3 separate regions of the Homo sapiens genome follow, and all the other regions are linked to region 1. The links are chromatin contacts, found by Hi-C or POLR2A ChIA-PET in ENCODE. All regions are on one chromosome and are shown on one strand. Each heading gives the region's core, a stretch centred on a gene start or an enhancer-like site at or near the end of the contact. The rest is flanking DNA. Distances are from core to core; before and after follow the strand shown.

Evidence for each region. A loop is a pair of places that touch in the nucleus more often than their neighbours do. ChIA-PET counts read pairs that join two places held with the same protein, here RNA polymerase II (POLR2A). Pooled maps may share reads with other maps.
Region 2: a loop to region 1 is called in a pooled map, with 2.6 times the contacts of the local background. The contact joins the promoter of MATCAP1 here to the promoter of RIPOR1 in region 1. A Hi-C loop is called at or near these places in 4 of 50 pooled maps. POLR2A ChIA-PET finds 5 or more read pairs at or near these places in 2 of 52 experiments (A673 and PC-9).
Region 3: a loop to region 1 is called in a pooled map, with 2.1 times the contacts of the local background. The contact joins the promoter of DDX28 here to the promoter of RIPOR1 in region 1. A Hi-C loop is called at or near these places in 1 of 168 maps with a recorded cell type or tissue (dorsolateral prefrontal cortex), 1 of 37 single-sample maps with no recorded cell type and 8 of 50 pooled maps. POLR2A ChIA-PET finds 5 or more read pairs at or near these places in 1 of 52 experiments (HEK293T).

What each region holds. Positions count from the first base shown.
Region 1 is chr16:67,526,008-67,530,097 of GRCh38, forward strand. It overlaps RIPOR1 (RHO family interacting cell polarization regulator 1), which reads left to right and starts at 2,822. Exons shown (of 22, transcript NM_024519.4): 1 at 2,822-2,907. LOC100505942 (a long non-coding RNA gene) reads right to left here and starts at 2,738. Exons shown (of 2, transcript NR_104656.1): 1 at 2,310-2,738. RefSeq lists silencers at 2,779-2,888, 2,919-3,148.
Region 2 is chr16:67,182,565-67,186,375 of GRCh38, forward strand. It overlaps MATCAP1 (microtubule associated tyrosine carboxypeptidase 1), which reads right to left and starts at 1,399. Exons shown (of 7, transcript NM_001040715.2): 1 at 698-1,399. It overlaps EXOC3L1 (exocyst complex component 3 like 1), which reads right to left. Exons shown (of 14, transcript NM_178516.4): 9 at 3,673-3,783; 10 at 2,797-2,926; 11 at 2,572-2,694; 12 at 2,338-2,493; 13 at 2,122-2,246; 14 at 1,815-2,040. The coding sequence ends at 1,830. RefSeq lists an enhancer at 2,818-2,917.
Region 3 is chr16:68,021,468-68,025,341 of GRCh38, forward strand. DDX28 (DEAD-box helicase 28) reads right to left here and starts at 1,765. Exons shown (of 1, transcript NM_018380.4): 1 at 1-1,765. The coding sequence starts at 1,735. The coding sequence ends at 113. It overlaps DUS2 (dihydrouridine synthase 2), which reads left to right and starts at 1,817. Exons shown (of 17, transcript NM_017803.5): 1 at 1,817-1,884. RefSeq lists enhancers at 466-1,216, 1,217-1,967, 1,678-1,917.

The DNA.
Region 1 (4,090 bases), core at 1,572-4,071:
CCTCGGAGGGATGCTGCCCTTCCCTCGAGGCCCCTTGGATGTGGGGGAAGAGCCAGGTGAACTCCCAGGTGTTCCATTTAATCACTGCAGCGCCATCTGTGCCTGGTCTGGTGGTCACAGGCCTGGCCATGGACAAGGACAATAGGCAGTAATGGGTGCTCAGAGGACACAGGTTCCCTGGAGGAAGGGACATCTGAGCTGTTTTCCAAGTGGATGAGGGGGAGAAGCATCCTAGGCAGAAGGGAGGCTGGGAAAAAAGGCAGAGGCCAGAGGGTGGAGGCTGCATCCAGGGAGCTGCAGGCTGGGAGTGTAGTGGAAGCCAGATCACAGGGGCCGCAGAATAAGTGCAAGATAAGGAGGTGAGGTCATCTGAGGCCAGATCTCCTGGGCCTTGGAGGCCCTACCACATAGTATGGACTATCTTCTGGAGTGGGTGGGCATGGTAGGGGGAGGGAATTAATTCAAAAGATGTTAAGGAGAAAGAAGCAAGAGGACTGGGCAGCTAAAGGAAGGTGAGGGCAGGAGAGGGGGATGCCAAGGGCTCATGCATTTACACGTTCAGTTACTTGCTCATTCAACAAATATTTCTTGAACTCCCACTATGAGCCAGGCACCTTGATGATAAGGACTTCTGTGGTTCCTACCCGCACACTACTTAGAGACAACACAGTCAGGCAGGGTCAGGCCCATGAGCACACATGGTGTGCACACTGCTGCCTGGCCATGGTGAGCAGTATGAAAGGAGTCAATAGGAGGCTGGAACAGAGGGTGTCTGCAGAGAAAGTACTCAGAAGATGCCTGGCTGAGAGGTGACTTTAGGGGTGGGCAGAGGCCAATTGGTGCCAGCTTTGAGAACTCCAGAAAACCCCAGTCTCTAGCTCAGGTGGATGCCTGGGTAGACAGTGGTGCTTTGTAGGGATGGGGACAATGCTGAGGACTGGTGAGTCAACCAGAAAGCAGCCAGGGGCTCTGAAACAGGAGAGGGCTCTGGGCACAGAGGGAAGTTTGGGATGGTCAGCAGTGAATGGATGGGAGCCCTGAGACTGGATGATATTTTAGGGTAGGGTGAATAAAGAGAAGAACTCAGCCCCTGGAAGTCATGCCCAGGTTTAAGGACTTCAGAGAAAAGGGCACTGACCGGCCCAGTGGCTCATGCCTGTAATCCCAGCACTTTGAGAGGCCAAGGTGGGTGGATCGCTTGAGGCCAGGAGGTGGAGGCCAGCCTGGCCAACATGGTGAAACCCCATCTCTACCAAAAATATAAAAATTAGCCGGGACATCTCTACCAAAAATATAGAAATTAGAAGGCGGAGGTTGCAGTGAGCCGAGATCACGCCACTATACTCCAGCCTGGGCAACAGAGGGAGACTCCGTCCCCCAAAAAAAAACAAAAAAGAAAGAAAGAAAAGGGCACTACAAAGGAAGCCCAAGAGGAGGGGCTGGAGAGTGGAGAACTGTGAGGCAGAGGTGGCTCAAGCCTGTAATCCCAGTACTTTGGGAGGCCAAGGTGGGAGGATCGCTTGAGCCCAGTTAGAGACCAGTCTGAGCAACATGAAGAAAGCCCATCTCTAAAAAACCGACCAAACAGGCTGGGCGCGGTGGCTCATGCCTGTAATCCCAGCACTTTGGGAGGCCAAGGCGGGCAGATCACGAGGTCAGGAGATCGAGACCATCCTGGCTAACATGGTGAAACCCCATCTCTACCAAAAATACAAAAAATTAGCCGGGCGTGGTGTGGGCGCCTGTAGTCCCAGCTACTCGGGAGGCTGAGGCAGGAGAATGGCATGAACCTGGGAGGTGGAGCTTGCACTGCATTCCAGCCTGGGCGACAGTGACACTCTGTCTCAAAAAAAAAAAAAAAAAACCCGACCAAACAAAACCAAGCAAACAAGCAAAACACACAAAAAAACAGCCCTCAGGACTGGTGGGGGCGGGGTACAGATATTCAGGGACCTCTTACTGTCCCTGAAACCATTCCTGGGTAGGTCTGACATACATGAGGGCTGCGGGAGTGCAAGGCCTGGAGAAGCCTCAGGGGTGTCCAGGTTGGAAGGGCCAGGGGTGTCTGATTGATGGGAGGAGCGGGGGAGTGGAACTGGCCCTTTGACCCCAACATGGGGTCGACTCTCAGCCCCACCTTTACCGACTGTGTGGAGGGCCAGCATTCTAGCCCCGGCTTTGGAAAGGACTGGGTTGCCCAACACATGGCCCTGTACCCGGACCCTGCCAGCGTCCCCACCCCAAGACTGCCCGAAAACCAGTACCCAATGAGTGGGGAATGCATGACCCGGCTATGAGCCTGGACTTACCAGCCAGACAGTGGCAGAAAGGGCGGCCTGCCTCTACAGCGACGCTGAGGCTGGCTGAAATGGCAGGGCTGAAGGGCAGCGTCTGGACCCAGAAGGTGCCAGGCGGCTTCTGGACTCCCCAAGGCCTTCACAACAGCCCTGGATCCTTTCCACCAACCAGCCTAAGCCAGCAGTAGCAGCTCCAGGACCTGTTTCAGGTGGTCACGGACAGGGGGCCCGCAAGGTCTCCAGAGCCCGAGGGATCTGGGGAGGGGACAAGCAGGCGGGGCTCCCTGGCGCTCACCGTTTTAGGGTCTGCGTGAGAAAGCCTCCCTCACATCCCCCAGGGTCTGCCCTCCCTGCAAGCTGGTGGGCTGCGTGGGCCACCGGCCTGCCCCGTTATCCGAGAGGGCGGAGCGAGCCGTGGGCGCCTCTAGGGGTGCGGGAGCCGCGGGAGCGCAGGGGGTGGGGCCCGGCGGGCCAGGGGAGGGGCGGCGGGGCGGCGGGCGGAGGGAGGGGCCGGCGCCTGCGGCGGCGACAGCGGCAGCTGCGGCGCGACCAGGCCGGGCACCTCCGAGCGCAAGGACAGCGCGAGGTCCGCGCAGCCCAGCGCAGCCATGTGAGTGTCCCGCGCCGTTTCCGGGGCTGCAGGCCGGGCGGGGAGCAGGCGCGGAGGTTCTGGTGCCCCCCCGCCGGCGCCGCCCGGTGGGTCCGGGATCTGCGGCTCTGTCCCGCCTCACCCCATCTCCCGGACCCCGGCCGCGCCTTGTCTTTCCTCCCCTCCCCCCGGGCGTGGAGAACGCAGCTTCTCCCACAAAAGCCGCCGCCTCCGGGCCTGCAGAGCCTGGCGCTGCTGCCTTCCTCCCACGGCAAGGCCCTGGCGGCCGGTGCCCCGGGGCGCTGGGATGGGCCAGGCCAGAGAGCGGGCTCAAGGCGCCAGCCTGGGCCCTGGCACGCGCGCTCCCTGGGAGCCCTTGCTGCCTTCGCCGCAGGGGAGGCTGGGCTGGAAATGGGGAGGGGGCGACGAAGGGTGCGGGCCGGCCTAGGAGCTGAGCTAATCCTCCTAGCTCTAGGGGCCGGCCTAAGCGGCTTTGTGGCCGGCCCCGAGGTGACCGAGCCTGGGCTGGAGCCGGGCTCTCCGCCCAAACCTGGCGTAGCCGAAGCCGGAGAGGATCGTCCTTGTCGGGGAACGGAGCTTTTCCCTGGAAATGGAGGTTGGCGCAAGGTTCCTGCAACAGCCGGGCCTGGGCTCTCTGCAGAACTGGTTTGGGCAAGGGGCTGCTCACCAGGGCTAGAGGTCGGATTCAGTCCAGATTCAGCACCCTTTGTCCTCCTCTCCAGGGTGAGCCCTGAGTCCGGCCTCCCCTACAGACCCTCCCCAGCCAGTTCTAACGTGTGTCCAGGCTGGCCGCCCCAGCACCTACTGTGCGCAGCCTCGTGTAACAATACTTGTGCCCTGGCTGCAGTCTGCGGGGCCGCGCCCTGGGCCTGCCGCATTCGGCCAACGCACAGCATCTGAGGAGGGTTATGACCATCTGGCAGATGCAGAAACAGGCCCAGAGAGGTTAGTAGTATTCTCAAGGTCACACAGCTGGTTTGGGAGAAGCGAGGATTAGATCTGAGTCCTTGCCCCTGCGACACCCACCTCCGTGGTATTGGAGGGAGGAGAGGAATGATAATTGGGGGCTGAGGTACAAAATACTCCAGCGGGACAAGGAGGACTGGCATAGCTCCTTCTTCCACCGCCCTCTCCGGCTTGGGTCCTGTGACTGCGGCGGGAGAGAGGAGCAAGGTGAGCCGCC
Region 2 (3,811 bases), core at 149-2,648, 340 kb before region 1:
CCTCAAGCAATCTTCCCACCTCAGCCTTCCAACTAGCTGGAACCACAGGCACATGCCATCATGTCCATCTTCACTGCAGTGTCATCACTTGAATGTTTAATAGGCATATCAAACAGAATATGTCCTCTGTCTGGGATGTTCCTCCCCCTGTATAATGGCATGGGTCACTCTCTCACTTTCCTCAAATCTCTGCATCAATACCATGTTATTAGAAAAGCCTAACACACCCTCAATAAAATAGTAAACCTCCTCTCCCCTCTCCACTATCTCCCCTTCCCCAAATTATTGTTCTTTGTAGCAGTCATCACCATCTGGAGTGTACTTCAGTACAGTTTATATTTGTATGATAGGTATATTTGATAGTTATCTGTTTTATCTTTTCCAACATTCACAGCTGTGTCCCCAGAACCCAGAACAGTGCCTGGCCCGCAGCAATTGCTCAATAAATAAATGAATCCAAGAGCTCTTCTTTCAGAACTAGAATTATTCCTTCCCTGCACTTTGCTTCCCTATCTAGACTTCATCTTCCCCCTCTCCACTCCTCTCTACCCTGCCTAATGACCAGCTGCTTGAAAAGACTTCAGGTCCCAGGCTTCACTCCCTTTAACTAACTGTACAGTTTTTTGGACTCCTCACCCCTTTACAGGTTTCTGCTTGGCCCAGTCCCCTCCATCTCCCCTTCTTTCATTCGACATACCTCCTCGAAATTACCAGAATACGCCTGTTTTTTTCACGTCTCGGGTCCTTCCGCCAAGAATGCCTTTGCAATATATTCCTGGAGCAAACTCTTAACCATTCTTCAAGGCTCAGTTTAGGCCTCACTTCCTCCAGGAAGCCTTCCCCGCGTCTAGTGTCCCACTGCTTCGGCGACTTCTTTACTCAGAGCTGTCACTGTTGGAGTCTAGGTCCGTGTCCTCCCACAATCCCCTGAACTCCCCGAAGGCAGGAATGGGGTCTGATTCACCCCCGTGTACCAAGCACCCAGCACTGGGTGCATAATGAATGAAGGATGGATGGGGGAGGAGCCCCCCACTATTAAGGCGGGGTCTAGTGACAAATGAGAGGGTGTGGCCTGTGCGGAGAGAAGCCCCGGAGAGGACAAGGTGAAGAGCCAATGGGGAACCAGAAATAGAGGAGGGGCGTGACCTGCAGCCAATAAGTGGTGGGGGATAAGGTGAAGGGCGTGCCCAATGGAGGGTGGGGCCAGGAGACAATGGAGTGGAGGCTTCTCCGGGAGATCAGGAAAGGTCGCGTCGCGCGCCTCCTCCCGGCCTTTGGGGGGGTCCGTCCGCGTGCCGTGCCCCCACCTGTTAGCTCCTCTGCTCGCCGCCCGCCGCTCCCGCTCTGCTACACCGGCCACCGGACGCCCAGCCGGCGGGAGCCGTCGCCGATGACGTACGTCCTCGGGCGCGCGCACGCTCTTACGAAAGCGTGGGGCTTCGCGTCAGTCTCCGCGGCGGCGCGCCCCCGAGGCCACTGGGAGCGAAGCCAGGCAGGGTTGAGGGGGCGGTGTTCGTGGTCCTGGGCCCGCCCCCTTCCCAAGGCCACAGCGAGTTGCTGGGCTTCAGGGGCTCCAGGCGGCCAGGGCGGCGGAGACTCTTGCTCACGGCCTGGGCGCGGAGACGTGGGGGCGTAGCCCGCGGCCTCGGGAACGCAGTCTGCACAGAGGGCAGATGCCTGCATAGGCGGGGCGCAGCCCGTGTACCAGGACGGGAGCCAGGATACTTTAAGCGTGTCACTCTGCAAGAATTCCCTCAACCCTCGTGGGCACTTTTATTCCATCCCACCTTCCCCAACACACACAGACTCAGGCGTCCGGCAGCCGTGGTTTATTCTGCGAGCAGCAGGGCTCGGGCGCAGGACCCCGAGGGCAGGCAGGAGGCCGGCGCGAGCGCGGGCGCGGGCACTAGGCTGAAGAGGACGCGGCGGCTCGCGCGGGGCGACGGCGGCAGCGCAGCCTGCAGGGAGCTGAGCGCGGCCAGGTGCTGCTCCCGGGACAAGTCCCCGCGCAGGCCCAAGAGGGCGGAGACGTGGTCCTCGCTGCAGGGGCACCAAGGAGGCGCGTCAGCCCCGTCCTCCCCGCCCTCCGGCTTCTCTTCCCTTCTGGCCCCCAGTCCGCACCTCACGTCGGGAAATTGTTGCCGCAGGCCAGCCACCTCCAGGCCCAGCAGCGCGGGGTCGCGGAGGTTTAGCAGCTCCCTCAGGGCGAGCAGCACCGGCGCGCAGTGCGCGTTCTCCTCCAGGCCCTGAGCACGTCGGGGTAGGGTCTCGCGCCAGCCCTCTCTCCCACCCAGCCACTGAGACTCTCGCCCGTCTGCCCGCCCAAGAAGCTCTCACCAAACTGAGGAAAAGCTGCTGAAGCTGGGCAGCATCGTGCCGCAGGCGCTCGGCCGCCTGGGTCCTCTCGTCGGCTCCGCGGCACACCAGGCGGCCTTGCATCAGCGCGCTCAGGTACTGGAGCACCACGGCACGCTCGGCCTCAGCCAGCAGCAGCTGCGGGGAGGCAATCAGGCGGGTGCAGGTCGCCTCTCACCCGCGCCGCCCCTTCCCCAATCTTTTCCCCCAACCCACCTGAACCGTGGGGTTCCGCACGCGCCAGAAGTCCCGGCAGAAGCGCCCCGTCCGTTCACACACACTTTGCAGGAGCTCAGGGCTCGACAGCCATTGGCGCGAGGGCAGATCCGCGAACAGGGGCTGGGGAAATGATCCAGATCTGGCATTGCCGCGGAGACCCCCATACGTAGCTGTACCGCCACCTCTCCACCTGCTCCCATCCTGACCTGAAGGAGGCCTCACCTGGAGCTCCGCCTGCAGCGCCTCCAACACCAAGCGGTAGATCCTCCTCTGCAACTCGTCCAGCGCAGCTTCCACTGGAGCCAAGGCCCCTGAAGGCGCCCCGTCCAGCTGCAGGACAGACACTGAGGAGCTGGACCAAGCAAAACTACGGCTTCAGGACCAAGGCCAAGGCCCGCATGGCCCTCGGTGGTCCAGACCCTCCGGCGCCACCTTGTGGGGCAAGTGTTTGACGGGAGGGAGCGAGAACAGCGGCTCTCTGCACTTCTGGTCCCAGGCATGGACCAGGGCTGGGAGACGGGCGCTTGGCGAGCTGCAAAGGACACAGCCCAGCGAGACCTGCCTCAAATTCGCGGTGCGTCCTTGAGGAAAACATTCTTTCGGTTTCTGTTTCCTCATTCGTAAAGGAAGGGAAGTATCCCAGTGAGGAGGGAGTAAAAAATCATCACTTGTTTTCCTTGCCCCCACCAAAAAGAACATACCACCCAAGAGGAAGGGAGTGTGTGTGTGTGTGCGTGTATACACACAGCTGTAACCCCAGACATTACTGGCACAGAGTAGGGCCTTGAAATATTTGCTGGACGAATGAACAATTGACACCATGTGCCAGGCACTATGGTGGCCACTTTACATGTTATCTCATGTGATTCTCAGAACATTCCATTAGTACCCCCATAATACTAATGAGAAAAGTGAGATTCACAGAGATTAGGTAACTCATCCAAGGTCACACAACTAGTAATTAGCAGAACTAGAATTGGAACCCCAGGGCGATGTGAGTCCAAAGTCCCTAGTGTCCTAGTGTGGGCTGAGCCCATACATAATAGGTACTCAATAGGGGGTTAGTGAAGGTGGGGTTCCCTGGGGGCCTTCTGGTACCTGAGTGCTGACTTGTGGTTGAGGGCGGCCAGTAGGTAGGGCACGTAATGAGGGGCCATTGATTTCCCCCTGAAGTGGTCTCGGGAGAATCGGATCAGAGCATCACTGAAGCTGCAATGGGCAGAGGTGGCTCCTGGAC
Region 3 (3,874 bases), core at 515-3,014, 490 kb after region 1:
CAAGGAGCCGACAGGGCAGCCCAGAGCCTCCCACTGACAAGTGTGGTCACCCACTCAAGATACTGGGAAAGATCCCTGTTCTAGCATCACATTTTAATCAGATTTGTCAAAATCAGGTTGCTTGGGGCAAAGGCTCTTTCACCGAGGATGCTAGTCCTGGAAGACTTCTCCTTCGGCGAGCCGCCAGCTCAATCTTCTGAACCAGGCTCACATCCCAGGGATGGGTCACAAAACTGATGACGGTGCCTGGCACCTCGCTCCCCACACGGCCCACTCTCCCTGCTCTGTGGATGTAATCTTGCAGCGTTGGGGGGAAATCATAATTGACAACCAGCTCCACACCAGTGCTGTCCAGGCCCCGAGAGGCTATGTCTGTGCAGAGAAGTATGTCTCGGGAGCTCTTCTGGAAGGACTGGAAGATTCCTACCCTCATCAAGGCTGGCATTTGCCCCTGCAACCTTAGGTGTTGGATTTTGTGGTCATCCAGAATATATCCCAGCCAGTTCACAGTGCTGGAGCTATTACAGAACACCAGAACAGTTCCTGAGGGACCAGTCCTTTCTGCTCTGTCACGATGCTTGAGGATGTGCACCAGCTCGGCCACCTTATCTGCTCCCTTCAGTCTCAGAAATGTCTGTTTCACATGAGGCATGATACAGTGGAGCTTGGAGCTGGTGATGGTGGTGACAGCATCTGGGCTGGCGACTTTATTCAGCAACTGGCCTACACCTTCGGGAAATGTGGCTCCTACCAGCACTAACTGAGCTTTGGGATTGAAGGGGTCTTCCAAGTCAGCTGGGCCTTCTGCTATGTGGCTCTTCTCTAAGATGTAGTCCACCAGTTCCAGGAAGCTTTCATCCAGCAGTGTGTCTGCCTCATCCAACACCAAGAAGGAGAGTTGCTCCAGACTGATCAGTCGACTTTTCAGGGCCTTCCACAGAGCCCCTGGAGTGGCCACAAGCACATCTGCTGAAGGCTGTCTGGACAGCTGCAGCCTGATCCTACGCATGCCGTGGCCTCCCTCCAGGTCCCGCACCAGCAGGCCCAAGGAGCGGCCCAAGGGTTGGGCCACAGCCCGCACCTGTTGGGCCAATTCTCGGGAAGGAACAAGGACCAGGCCTCGGGGCGCGGGGATAGGAAGGGAGTCCAGGCTTGGCTGGCCCAAGAGCCGTTGAAGCAGCGGCAGGAGGTAGCTGAGAGTCTTGCCACTGCCGGTTTCTGCGGCGCAAACGACATGGCGGCCGCGAAGTAGTGAGGGGATGGTGCTAGACTGCACGGTTGTGGGCTGAACGACTTCAGGCGCAGCCTCCTGTAGTGCGTGCAGCACACGGGGCTCCAGGCCCAGGTCAGCAAAGCTGCCCTTAGACGAGAGCTTTCGCACCGCTGGCGCCTCCTGTTGCGCGCGCTCGATGGAGAAGTGGTCCCGACGCGCGCGTCGACTCTTCCAGCCTTGAGAGGCTAGCGGCGCGCGCTCCCAACGGCCCAGTGTGAGGCGCGCCGGCTGGTTCAACTCCGGCCGCCGCGCCGAAACCAGCAGCGGTCCGGGTCGAACCAGCACCGGCCTCGGGAGGTTCCGCCGCCTGCTCTGCCGCTGTTCCAACTGCCGCTGTAGAGCCACTGGGATGCGCACCACCGGCAGGGGTTCGTCGGGACTGCGGACCGTGAGGCCCCGTCGCGGCGCCAGGAGCAACCGAGTCACGAGGGAAAAGAGCCGCACCGGCCGCGTTAGAGCCATGTTTCCCTTAGTGCGGGAGAAGCGCACATCAGTGACGTCACGGACGCGCCGCGACCTCGCGTACGGTGGCTGGCGAGGCTCAGTACGGTGTGTGGAGCTGGAGCACCGTGAGGAAGAAGCGAGGTTCTTTTTAAGAGTTCAGCTGCGAGGTCTGTAGCTCCGAATAGGGGATGGCGACATCCAGACCCGGCCAGCCTTGGGGAAGGGCGCGTCGTGGAGGCAGGACTGGAGGCTGGCGATACGAGGCGGCAGTGGGGCCTTGACCCAATGGACCATGAGGGCGGAGGGCTTCTGGCGATTGGTTACCTGGTTCCTGGGATTCTCTTTAGTTGTTCCTCATTGCCCTGAGATAGCTTGTCCCGTGCTGGTATCCGAGGTTGCAGCTGTTTTCCCAGATGTGTTCCCTGCGCAGGGTCTGGTAATCCGTGTTTATTGAGAGTTTGAATGAATGATCAGGCCTAGGGGCCGAGACAGGGGTCTGAAGTCATAGATCTGGGCTCAACCCCTCACCCTCTCTGTCTGTGAGCCCAGAGTGCAAGCTGATGGCTTTCAGCTTCTTCTCTCTCTCAAGTGGGAGATAAGGTCTTCAGGTTTTATTTCAAGTTGGGTCATCTTTTCTTCACAGTTATTTTCCTTCCTTTTAAGCCAAGGTTCACTCTCTACTCCCTCGTCACGCGTCCCAACTTCTCATCCAGAACCCACCCCTCTTGCAGCCCGCTCAGCTCCACTGGCTTCCCCGTCAGAAACCTGAATTACCTAAAATAGTAGTAAGAAGGGTGCTGCGACCCTACAAAGTGATCAAGTACGTGGCTTATCATGTAGCCCTGGTCAGGCAGAATATTTTACCTGAATTCAGATATTCGGGTTGTAAAAACAAGAACTATACGAGTCACTTTTTTTTTTTTTTTTTCTGAGACACAGTCTCGTTCTGTCACCCAGGCTGGAGTGCAGTGGCGCAATCTCGGCTCACTGCAACCTCCACCTCCTGGGTTCAGGTGATTCTCCTGCCTCTGCCTCCCAAGTAGCTGAGACTACAGCCGTACACCACCCACGCCCGGCTAATTTTTTCTGTTTTTAGTAGAGACAGGGTTTCACTATGTAGGCCTGGCTGGTCTCGAACTCCTGGCCTCAAGCGATCTTCCCACCTCGGCCTCCCAAAGTGATGGGATTATAAGCGTGAGCCACCATGCCCAACAGATACTTCTTGAACAGATCTGGAAAATGGGTGTCAGATCTTTTCTGTAATTTGCAGTGCCTGGGGTGGGAGATAAGGTAAATATTTATGGATTAACTCTCTGGGAGGTTCGTAACATCTGGAGAAAACGTTTTAGTTTCATCAAATACCAATGAAAAGATAAAAACTTTGCTTTTTTTGGAATAGTATGAGGAAAAACTTTCACAATTTTAAGTACACTCTACCCTTGTGCTACACAATTAGACTTTCTGGAGAGTTACCAGATAAATCAGAGGAAGAGAGGCTTTTTTTCTCCACAAGAAAATATCTGGAAGTAGGAAGAGAAAGTTTTGAGTAGTGATGGGTGAATGAACAGTCATTGGATAGGGTAGTGGTTCTAAAACAAGGGTGATTTTGCCCTTTCCCTCCCACCATATTTGACAATGGCTGGATACTTTTTTTTTTTTTTTTTTTATAGACAGTCTCACTGTGTTGCCCAGGCTGGAGTACAGTGGTGCGATGTCAGCTCACTGCAGTCTCTGCCTTCTGGGTTCAAGGGATTCTCCTGCATCAGCCATCTGAGTAGCTGGGATTAGAGGTGTGCGCTACCACTCCCAGCTAATTTTTGTATTTTTAATAGAGACAGGGTTTCACTACGTTGGGCAGGCTGGTCTCAAACTCCTGACCTCATGATTTGCCCACCTTGGTCTCCCAAAGTGCTGAGATTACAGGTGTGAGCCGCTGTGCCCGGCCCAATTCTATGCTACTTTTATGATTCTTTCCAAACTCAGGGCTTCTCCTTATCCAAATAGTTCCTTGGGGCCAGGCTCATGCCTGTAATCCCAGCTACTCGGGAGGCTGAGGCAGGATAATCGTTTGAACCCGGGAGGCGGAGGTTGTTGCAGTGAGCCGAGATCGCACCATTGCACTCCAGCCTGGGCGACAGGGCGAGACTCTGTCTCAAA